Regions from separate parts of the Homo sapiens genome. Here region 2 is linked to region 1. A link is an interaction called in ENCODE POLR2A ChIA-PET data of the cell type or tissue named here. Cell type or tissue: GM12878. All regions are shown on one strand. Each heading gives the region's core, and the rest is flanking DNA. Links, peaks and the distances in the headings are about the cores only. Region 1 holds the start of LOC124903475 (a long non-coding RNA gene). Region 2 overlaps DLL4 (delta like canonical Notch ligand 4).

The links. Peaks named below come from ENCODE experiments on the same cell type or tissue, not always from the same donor. Only the 100,000 strongest peaks of a DNase experiment are listed, where the experiment ranks them.
Region 2: POLR2A ChIA-PET joins it to region 1 with 10 read pairs; 10 of 35 experiments call an interaction of 5 or more read pairs at or near these places.

The regions. Positions count from the first base shown.
Region 1 is chr15:40,868,808-40,874,167 of GRCh38, forward strand. RHOV (ras homolog family member V) reads right to left here. Exons shown (of 3, transcript NM_133639.4): 1 at 5,125-5,360; 2 at 4,877-4,935; 3 at 3,407-4,694. The coding sequence starts at 5,332. The coding sequence ends at 4,251. It overlaps LOC124903475 (a long non-coding RNA gene), which reads left to right and starts at 4,935. Exons shown (of 2, transcript XR_007064600.1): 1 at 4,935-5,116. RefSeq lists an enhancer at 3,034-3,323 and a silencer at 4,962-5,360. In GM12878, for the core only: a CTCF peak has its summit at 4,990 (motif pointing left); a DNase peak (open chromatin) is centred at 3,217; H3K4me3 peaks cover 2,458 bases; H3K27ac peaks cover 3,392 bases.
Region 2 is chr15:40,936,924-40,942,283 of GRCh38, forward strand. It overlaps DLL4 (delta like canonical Notch ligand 4), which reads left to right. Exons shown (of 11, transcript NM_019074.4): 9 at 1-7; 10 at 495-603; 11 at 1,106-2,150. The coding sequence ends at 1,111. Among named protein-coding and RNA genes, the nearest start is that of DLL4, 10 kb to the left of the region's middle. RefSeq lists enhancers at 1,278-2,094, 3,377-3,436 and a silencer at 4,727-5,306. In GM12878, for the core only: CTCF peaks have their summits at 260 (motif pointing left), 1,302 and 5,109 (motif pointing right); DNase peaks (open chromatin) are centred at 3,148, 3,478 and 5,002; H3K4me3 peaks cover 1,615 bases; H3K27ac peaks cover 2,259 bases.

The sequences.
Region 1 (5,360 bases), core at 109-5,108:
AAAAAAAAAAAAAAAATTAGCTGGATGTGGTGGTGGATGCCTGTAATCCAAGGTACTTGGGAGGCTGAGGCAGGAGAATTGCTTGAACCCAGGAGGCGGAGGCTGCAGTGAGCCAAGATTGTGCCACTGTACTCCAGCCTGGGTGACAGAGTGAGACTCCATCTCCAAAAAAAAAAGAGAGCTGGGTGCAGTGGCTCATGCCTGTAATCCCAGCACTTAGGGAGGCTGAGGTGGGCAGATCACGAGATCGGGAGATCAAGACCATCCTGGCTAACATGGTGAAACCCCGTCTCTACTAAAAATACAAAAAATTAGCCAGGCGTGGTGGTGGGCACCTGTAGTCCCAGCTACTCGGGAGGCTGAGGCAGGAGAATGGCGTGAACCCGGGAGGTGGAGCTTGCAGTGAGCCGAGATGGCGCCACTGCACTCCAGCCTGGGCCACAGAGCGAGACTCCGTCTCAAAAAAAAAAAAAAAAAAAAACAGAAAGAAAGAAAAAATTGAAAAAAATCAACTAAGGGTTACACAGACATTAAAAGCAATTTATATTGATAAGGACATATGTAAGAATGTATATGTAAGAAACATATAATTTTATCCAATTCATATAATAAATATTCCTTTAAATATAATTTAAAAGAGCAGAGAAAAGGGAAAAGAGGCCAAGGAAACAGACAGAGAGATAAAAACAAAAAAACTACCCCAGAAAAGTAGGTACCATATTCTAGAGAAAGAGACAGAACCAAAGAGAACCAGTGGATTCGGAAGCAGAAGCGAATCCCTCTTGTCCTGCACAGGCTTGGGGCCAGAGCCTTAGAGGTCCTTTCCAGCAAGCTGTTGACATTAGGCCTCAGTCTTCAAGCTCCAAATCTGGAGCTAAACTTAATCCTCCCAGCCTCTCCAGGGCTCACTGGCTGGCTTTTTATTCCTAAGCATTTCAGGGTCAGCAGCAAACATTGCCTGAGCCCCAGACCTTGTGGGAGCAAAAGGAACTTAAACGTGGCTCTCTCTCTCTCTTCATTTAGCTGGGAAGATGCAGGCTGAGTCAGTCGCAGAACGCCCAGTGTCCTCAGTGTGCCAAGGGAGCAGTGAAGACACTGATACAGGTAAGCATCTGTTCTGGAGGAGGGAGGTATTGAAAGCTGGTTATCATGAGGAGAAATGGGGCATCTGGGAGGTGACAGGGAGCTCTTTCCAAACTAGGGGATCTGGCACAAGCCAAGACTGGGAGTCAGGAAGTCGGAAATAGCTGGGGATCACCAGAGCGAGCTGGCCTGGTCCAGGGTGCTGTCAGATTTGAGAGGGCCTTGAATGCTGAAATGAGGAGCTGGAAGTTCATCATCAACAGTGAGAGCCAGTAACAGTCTTGAGCCTTGAGTTGGGGGATGCCAGAGTGAACACAGCAGCACGGGACAGATTGGAGTGGGGAGCTGCAGTGGCAGGGACCTTGGGGTGTGGGTGACAGAGGTCCTGACCAGACTTGGAGACCCAGCAAGAGAGGAGGCATGGTGACCGAGGTTTCAATTTGGGTGACATGGATATACTAGTACCACAAGAGAGAATTAGGGAAGAAGTTGGAGGTGGGGGCGGGTACAAGGATAACCCCCTTGTGGGGGATGATCCCCACCCCAAGGCACGTCCAAGGCCCCTCAGAACAAGTTTAAGAACCTCAAACCCAGTCTGAGTCCTGAGTCCTTCATTTTTCAAATGAAGACTGAGGCATAGAGAAGGGAAATTATTTGCCTAAGGTCATGGTTGGTGTCAGAGTCTGAACTTGAACCCAGGTTTCTGCCCCAGAGGGGAGTGTGTCAGGCTGGGTTGAGGTAACAACAGGCCATGCTGCTGGGGTGTGAGACCCTCAGCACCTCCACCTGAAGGGTAAAGGGAACAGAAGGAGCTCCAGTTGGCTGGAGCTCTGGGGACAGGCCCTGGTGGGGCAGGAAGTGGACAGTCTTGGCTAAAACTAAACTTGGGGATTATCTGAAGTTTCACTTGGCTGGGATTTCTGTCCCTCAGCCATGCTCTTTCACACACACAGACACAGACAGAGACAGACAGACAGACAGACATACACACACACACACACACAGACACACACACACAGCTGTAGCTTCCTGCAGAGGGAGATGGGCTCAGAGGTGGGCTGGGCCAGGGCATGAGTGCTCATCTGACCCAGCAGCTGCCTAGCAGGTGTGCCAGGTGTGCCTCAGAAATTCCTCTCCCAGCTGAGCCCAGTGGCTCACACCTGTAATCCCAGAACTTTGGGAGGCTGAGGCAGGCAGATCACAAGGTCAGGAGTTCGAGACCAGCCTGACCAACATGGTGAAACCCCATCTCTACTAAAAATACAAAAATGAGCCAGGCATGGTGGCGCACACCTGTAATCCCAGCTACTCAGGAGGCTGAAGGAGGAGACTCGCTTGAACCCAAGAGGCAGAGGTTGCACTGAGCCAAGATCACGCCACTGCACTCCAGCCTGGGTGAAAGAGCGAGACTCTACCTCAAAAGAAAAAGAAAGAAAGAAATTCCTCTCCCAGAGTAACACATACCCCTGTATCCAACTCTAGAGTTTGCAAAGTGCTCTTACAGTCACTGGGTGATACATATCATTTAAGCTATTACCTTTTCTGTCTGGTCCTCAGTCTCCTTATGGTAAAGTAAGTTTTGTTTTGTTTCATTTTCTCCCTGGGTGTCCTTCAAAGTCCCTTCAAGCTCCAACATGAGGGAATGTTCTCCAGATCCCTGCTCCTCTCCAAGTCCTCTCCCAATGAACTCGCTCTTGCACAGGATACTTGGGGATAAACCTCTATTTAAATTGTTCACAAGCAGCACCCTGACCTTCACTAGCTCCTTAGGTGCCAAGGCTGAAGACTGGGTCCAACCCAAGTCTAAGAACTTTGGCCAGTGATTGAGGTTTAGGCTGTATGGGTTCCCTTTATGTTCAGGCTGTGAATAGAGGTCGGAGGGGGGGATGGTCCCCTAACCTGAGCCCCAGGGCCCTGTGAACTGCCAGAAGGAACAGAGCAGAAAAGTTAGAAGGCTGGGGACTGACCTTGAGCTCCAGTGCTGAGCATGGTGCTCTAGAAAGGAGGGGTGGAGGGGAGGGGCTCCACCCACCAGGTGAGGTCATGGGAAACCAGCTCTGGCGCTGACACCTGGGGAAACCCGTTTCCAGGCCGCTTCCCACGCTAGCTCTCCTGGGAACCAGCTGAGCCCCAAGCGGGGAGCTCCACACCTACCCCCACAGTCCAGTTCCCATTACACTGCCCCCACCCCCAGTCCAGCCCCCACCTTTCAATCTAGCCTCAGTCCTTTGGTCCCCAATCTGTCTCTAGCCAGGCAGTTAGGCCTTGAGGAGGGTTCTGAGGGAGGAGTGGGCTCCAGGAAATGACAGAGACAACGCACGCCTTCACAGACTTAAGGTTTTATTTGCAGACTCTGCACTGCTCTAGCTTCTAGGCTGTGTGACCTTGAGGAAAGGGATGATCCCCAACCCGGTCCTCCTTCAGGTTCTAATTTGCAGCTCCTCCCCCTCCTTTTGCTGGGCCTTGACTCTCACTTCCTGCCCCACTCCTGGCTCAGCCAGTTTGGGCAGTGCCTAGGGAGCCCAGAGACCCAGTTCTTCCCAGGGGCCAGCCCCGCCCTCCCTGGCCTTGGGGATTGAGGGCAGCCCAGGTGTCAGCCTGCTCCTCATCCACCCCACTTCCCTCTCTCCTCCTCCTCGTCATCTTCTTTCCAGGCCTTATCCACCATCAGTCCCAGGCTCCAAGACCTCTTTTCCTGCTCGCTCTCTCAATCTCTCGCCCACTCCATCCCAAACTTCTCTCCAAATCGGGGTTGAGCCCCTTCCAGCCCTCCATAATGCCAAGCGTTCCCCAAGCTCTTTCTCACCCCTGTGCCAAGGAAGGGTCCTAATTCAGCCAGGCTGACCTGAGGGCCCAGGACAAGAAACTGGGTTCCCAAACTGCTCGGAGGTGACTGACCCTGTTAGGACCATCCCATGAAAATCAAAGTGCCAGGTTTTTTTCTGTGAGCTTTGACTGGAGAAATCCAAATCAGAGCCTTCCCTCCTAGGCTCACCCAGGCATATCAGAGTGGGCAGTTAGAGGCCCATGTCCCCCGAGTGTTCAGAAGGGAACTGAGTCCTATGAGGTGGCCAGGCCCTGCCAGTAGCTGCCGCAAAGGCCCGGGTGCCCCAGGTCTCAGAAGTCTTTGGCCTCCTGCCTACTACTTGCTATGCAGCCATAGCTGCTCAAACGAAGCAGAAGAACTTCTTCCAGCGGCAGCGGGAGAGGGTGCGCACACCTTTGGCATTCAGTTTCTTCTCCAGCCGGGCTTTGTGCTCAATGGCACTGAGAATAGCCGAGTCAAATACTTCCTTCAAGTTCTTCTGCGTCAAGGCTGAGCACTCAAGGTAGCAGCAGGCTCGGATCTTCTCGGCCAGACCCTGAGCCTGGGGTTGGGGCACGGGGCCCTCCCGGCCCCCCTGGTCCAGCTGAATTAGTACGTTGACATCGTCCCTCAGGTCGGCCTGGGTGCCCACCAGCAGCACAGGCGCCTGGGGGTTGTGCGTGCGGATCTCGGGCAGCCATTTCTCTGTGATGTTTTGAAAGGAGCTGGGCTGCACCACGCTGAAGCACGCCAGGAAGACATCGGTATCCGGGTAGCAAAGGGAACGAAGTCGGTCAAAATCCTCCTGGGGTGGGAAGGCCAGGTGGTAAGGATTAGCCCCCCGACACATGGAATCCATTTCTCACCCGGGGCTGGAAACCTGAGACTCCAAGAGCCCAAGGCTTTCTCCATTTGCTCCATATGGGGTCCTCCCAGCCTCCAGCCCATCTCCCCGCAGACCAGTAGAGGCCGCGCCCAGCTTCTCACCTGTCCCGCTGTGTCCCAGAGCTCAATGCGCACCGGAGCTCCATCCACCAGGACTTGCACTGCAGGGGCGGGGCGGGGAGAGCCTGAGTTAGGAAGAGCGTCCTGGGCCGCACCAGCGCCACCTCGGGGCCTGCTCCAGTCTCCTCCCCGGGGTCCTCTGCGCCCTCCCGCCGAGACGCCCGCCCCAGCTCCCCGGTGCACAGCCCCGCCGCAGCCACGCGGCCGCACGGGCGATTGAACGTACGTACCAGAGAAGGTGTCCAGCGCAGTGGGCCGGTAGCGCGCGGGGTACCCATTGCAGGTGTAGCTGACGATGAGGCTGCTCTTGCCCACGGCGCCGTCGCCCACCAGCACGCACTTGATGCCCAGCTCTGGGGGCGCGCTACGCCGCCGCGGGGGAGGGGTCGGGGCCCGGAGCGGGGGCGGCTCGGCCTCGCTCAGCTCCCGCGGCGGCATGGCCCGCTCCGGGGGCAGCAGAGGGGCC
Region 2 (5,360 bases), core at 169-5,168, 68 kb after region 1:
TACACAGGTGAGTGGCACCCAGAAGCCCAGGGCCTGGCCACCGGCCCCGACATGGTTCTGCCTAGGCTCCTCTTAGGCCAGGCGGGAAGCAGTTAAGCAGCTGAGGTTTTGTTACTGACAGGAAGATCCTCCAGTAGGATTTCTGTCAGGGGTCCTTTGTCCTTCCCTCCCATTCATTCATTTGTTCATTCACACATGTCAAGTGTCCCTAGGGTGTCTCTTGTGACTTCCGTCTTTCCACAGTGTGGCTTGCCTCTAGTGGCAGCACTGGCTTTATGCAGGGCTCAGACCCTTCTGGTGAGGTTGGGAGGCCTGTGACTCTCTTAGGGGCCTTTTCCTAAGTGCCCCCCTGCAGCAGCCCAGCACTGGGCACGTCCAGCCCCTGTGTCTTCCCCAAGAACCACCCTGCAGATGCCCTTTGGCTCTCCAGGGTCCTCCCTCCCCCCAAGCCTCTCCCCGTCCCTCCCTTACACGCCTGTCTTGTGTTCCCTCAGTGAAAAGCCAGAGTGTCGGATATCAGCGATATGCTCCCCCAGGGACTCCATGTACCAGTCTGTGTGTTTGATATCAGAGGAGAGGAATGAATGTGTCATTGCCACGGAGGTGAGTGCTGGGCTCGCCTTTCCTTCTGCCTTTTGTGGGAGGGAAAGTGGCCTGGTCACTCTTGACCCATGGGCCATTCCTGAAGGGTAGGTCAGAACCCTGCCTTGGCAGGCCAAGTTCAGTGGACTCTTGGGTCCCTGCTGGCCTCATTGCCACTAAGGGTGTGAAACAGGAACCATGGCGGCAAGCCTGGTCTGGTCCTTTCCTGCTGTATTGGTGCTGGGTTGGGCAGCCACGGCACTGCTGGCCAGCCTCTGATGGGTGAGGGGGCCCCTCACCCCTTGTGCCCTTCCTGCCCCTTCCCACTGGCTTCCTCCATTGACCTCATGAGCGCAAGCTCCCAGGCCCGTGTGTGTGTTGGGCCGAAGACTGGGGAGGACTGCCCCACCTGCCCTTAGCCCCTGCCTGCCCCATCGCCTTCTCCCAGGGAGGCCCAGGGAGGGCCTGGAGGGAGTGCGCATGCCCAGGGTAACCTGTTTCCCTGCCTTCCGCTTGCTCCCAGGTATAAGGCAGGAGCCTACCTGGACATCCCTGCTCAGCCCCGCGGCTGGACCTTCCTTCTGCATTGTTTACATTGCATCCTGGATGGGACGTTTTTCATATGCAACGTGCTGCTCTCAGGAGGAGGAGGGAATGGCAGGAACCGGACAGACTGTGAACTTGCCAAGAGATGCAATACCCTTCCACACCTTTGGGTGTCTGTCTGGCATCAGATTGGCAGCTGCACCAACCAGAGGAACAGAAGAGAAGAGAGATGCCACTGGGCACTGCCCTGCCAGTAGTGGCCTTCAGGGGGCTCCTTCCGGGGCTCCGGCCTGTTTTCCAGAGAGAGTGGCAGTAGCCCCATGGGGCCCGGAGCTGCTGTGGCCTCCACTGGCATCCGTGTTTCCAAAAGTGCCTTTGGCCCAGGCTCCACGGCGACAGTTGGGCCCAAATCAGAAAGGAGAGAGGGGGCCAATGAGGGCAGGGCCTCCTGTGGGCTGGAAAACCACTGGGTGCGTCTCTTGCTGGGGTTTGCCCTGGAGGTGAGGTGAGTGCTCGAGGGAGGGGAGTGCTTTCTGCCCCATGCCTCCAACTACTGTATGCAGGCCTGGCTCTCTGGTCTAGGCCCTTTGGGCAAGAATGTCCGTCTACCCGGCTTCCACCACCCTCTGGCCCTGGGCTTCTGTAAGCAGACAGGCAGAGGGCCTGCCCCTCCCACCAGCCAAGGGTGCCAGGCCTAACTGGGGCACTCAGGGCAGTGTGTTGGAAATTCCACTGAGGGGGAAATCAGGTGCTGCGGCCGCCTGGGCCCTTTCCTCCCTCAAGCCCATCTCCACAACCTCGAGCCTGGGCTCTGGTCCACTACTGCCCCAGACCACCCTCAAAGCTGGTCTTCAGAAATCAATAATATGAGTTTTTATTTTGTTTTTTTTTTTTTTTTTGTAGTTTATTTTGGAGTCTAGTATTTCAATAATTTAAGAATCAGAAGCACTGACCTTTCTACATTTTATAACATTATTTTGTATATAATGTGTATTTATAATATGAAACAGATGTGTACAGGAGTTTATTACTTATTGGGTCCTGTCTTTGTGATGGTACCCCTGCCCTCTCACCCAAAAAACTCTAAACTCCCTTCTACTGCTGCCATGTGCCCCGCCGGAACCCCTGGGACCCGTGCAGACACTTGGATTTGGCATGTCGTACCCCAGGCCCTTGTCTTCTTCCATTCGTTGAGGAGCCGAGCCTCACCCATCTAGTCCCCAGCCTCAGCCAGCCTTCCTTGCCTGCTGACTTTGAGTTGGTACAGTGCCCCCTTCCCTCTTTATGCCCTCACCATTCCTGGGGCATGTTCCTCCTGACCTGAATCACTTCTTCCTTCCTCTCTTCAAGCCTGAAAAAGCTTATGGGGCTCCCTAGTTCTGCCTGTTTTTCTCATATTCAAAAGGATTCTCTTGGCCGGGAGCGGTGGCTCACGCCTATAATCCCAGCACTTTGGGAGGTCAAGGCGGGCAGATCACGAGGTCAAGAGATCGAGACCATCCTGGCTAATAGGGTGAAACCCCGTCTCTACTAAAAATACAAAAAATTAGCCCAGTGTGGTGGCGGGTGCCTGTAGTCCCAGCTACTCGGGAGGCTGAGGCAGGAGAATGGCATGAACCCAGGAGGTGGAGCTTGCAGTGAGCCAAGATAGCGCAACTGCACTCCAGCCTGGGCGACAGAGCGAGACTCCATCTCAAAAAAAAAAAAAAAAAAAAAAGCATTCTCTCGTCGGTGGATGGGATAGGGCCTCTGCACCCTGGTGACATCTGAGTCCTTCCTCCTGCTGTTGCAGGGTGCCTGGCTCTTTTCTTAGCCCCAGCAGGGTACAGGTCTCAGGAGACAGGGCAGGAGGGAGGTTTGCCTTGTTTTTCCTCTTTGTAGCAGACAAGAGCGCTGAGAGTCTGAGCACCTTGTCTGCCCAGGGCTGCTAGAATTTATTGAAGACTGCAAAGACAGGGAGAAAGGGGAGGAGGAGGTAGCCTTCCCTGAGTCCAGGTTTCTCTTGCTGAGGCACTAATGAGGGGGTTTCCAGTCTCACTAGGAGTTTCATGCCTAGCTTCCTCTAAGGCACAGGATAGTCCCTAGGGTGCCACAGCCCTCTCTATAGCCGAAAATATGCTCCTCCATGGAGAGCAAATTATGAAAAAATGAGCCACTGACAAAAAGCTGAGCAGATGCTCCCAGCTCTCAGCCTGTCCACAGTAAAGCAAAATAGACCCATTAGATGCCCTGCTCCTAATGGAGTCCAAGGGTTTGGAGTGCTACTTGCCCTCCCTTTTTTCCTCTCTCCTTGACACAGACACACCATGCCCACCCCAGACCTGGGTGCTTATGCCAGAGACACAGGAGCACGCACACGCTCCACGCCTCACTCATCGCTCCCTGTTCCCTTCACTGTACACACAGGGTATCAAACAGGAAAGCATTCAGGGAACCGTTCCCACAGCCTGAGCCGGCAGCAGGGGGAAGAACAACACGACCTCACTCTTCCTGCCCAAAATGAAACAGGAAAGCAGCTCCCAGGCCCTAGGGGTGTACGGGAGGGGGGAACTGGGCTGGGACACGAAGGCAAGATGACGAGGCTCCCATGTGGGGGACAGGTAGGACACCCGCAGCCCTGCACGTCCACAACACCAGGCTGTGACGGGCTGCACAGGCTGCCAGACTCGCAGAGAAGAGCCCCGGAGAGGAGTTGGCTGGCAAAGCTCACAGCTGCTCTGATGCACTAGATGGGGAGCTGGAGAGCCCACCAAAAAAGCTGGCTTTCTGGGGAAAGTGGGGACCCGTGGGGAACTTGGTCTGGGCAGCTCCGACCTGCAGCTCATGCCAGGCTCCACCTTTAACAACATCCCACAAGCTGGGCAGGCACTTGGGGTGTAAACAGGCCACAGCGGAGGAAGCCCCTTCTCCCCAGGATTTCCTGAGAGTCCAGCCCCTTCTGATAGGTAAGGCACCCAAGACCCTCATGATCACTTGAGTGTCCTGGGGTACAGGAGATTTCCTAGGCTTGGCAGAAAGGAGGCCAGATAATGGTTCTAGACTCACTGTGAGGTGCCTTCCACAGGTTAGCAAATGCCCACCTTTAATTTGCATGGGTATTTCACCAGGGAATTCGGAGTTTAGTAGTTCCTTAACAGCCTGGAGCCAGTGCCCTGCCTGGAGAATCAATTTGACCCCACGGTGACCTGAGGACAGCTGCTTTTCCAGGGCCCCTCGGCTGGTAGAGTCAGGGAGGGGTTGTGCAGAAGGAGAAATGACTTTATCCTGCTTGCTCAGCCAGGGTTCCTCTCCTGCCTCAGGGCCAGGGTCAGCCTGGTCAGGGGGTAGGGAAAAAAGGACAGTGGCTCCCACCTCCCCCATCCCAGGCTAGAAAAGGCCACCAGACTAAACCACGGTGGTGTGGATGCTCCATCTCTTGACTGGGACCCACAGAGCTCTCCGTAGCTTCCCTCGCCGCAGCTCTCCCAGCCTCTCCCTCTGGATCCACAGGATCAGCGGCCCCAGCCCTCCGCCCCACGTGGCTTGCTGCATTCCGGGAAGGGGGTGGAAATGATTCACTGGGGGAACTGTGACTGTCCCTTCCTCGGGCGGGGATGCGCCTGCGAGGTCCCAGCGGCCTTCCCTGGGCGGCTGCGCCCTCCCTCGCGCCCAGGGCGCCCCGAGGCCTGCGCGGCGGCGGAAGGGGCAGGTGCGCCTGCCCGCCCGGGTCAGCCCTCCACCTGCCGCCGCCGTGCCCCGCAGCTCCCGCGGCTCCCCGCCCCCCGCGCTCTTTGTTACAGCCCGACTTCCTGTTTGCGGCAGCCGACCCGGCTCACTTCCCGGGCCGGGAAGCCGCCGAAGGCCGCGAGCTTCTCGGAGGCTCCCCCGCCCGCTCGGCTCCGCCTCCTGCCTCCCCAATCTCGCTCCGGCCGCGGCCGCGGGAAGCGGAGCCGCGGGCGGGCAGGCGGGCTGGACCGCGCGGGCCCCGCTGCCCGGCACTAGAGGGCGCTGCGCGGCCGTCGGGGCTGCGCGCGGGAGGGGCCGCCGACCCCGGGAGGCTCTCTGGGGCCGCCCTTTCTCCGTTCGGGGCCGATGGGACGAAGGCGGCAGGGGGCGGCCAGACGCCCGAGCTCCCTCCGGGCTCCGAGCCCCTAAGCCGAGCGGGCAAAATGGGGAGAACCCAGTGCGGGGCTTTCCCCCAAATATCCTCCCAGTGTCCTGGGGAACAGGCCCTTTCCCCTGCCCCCGCCGTC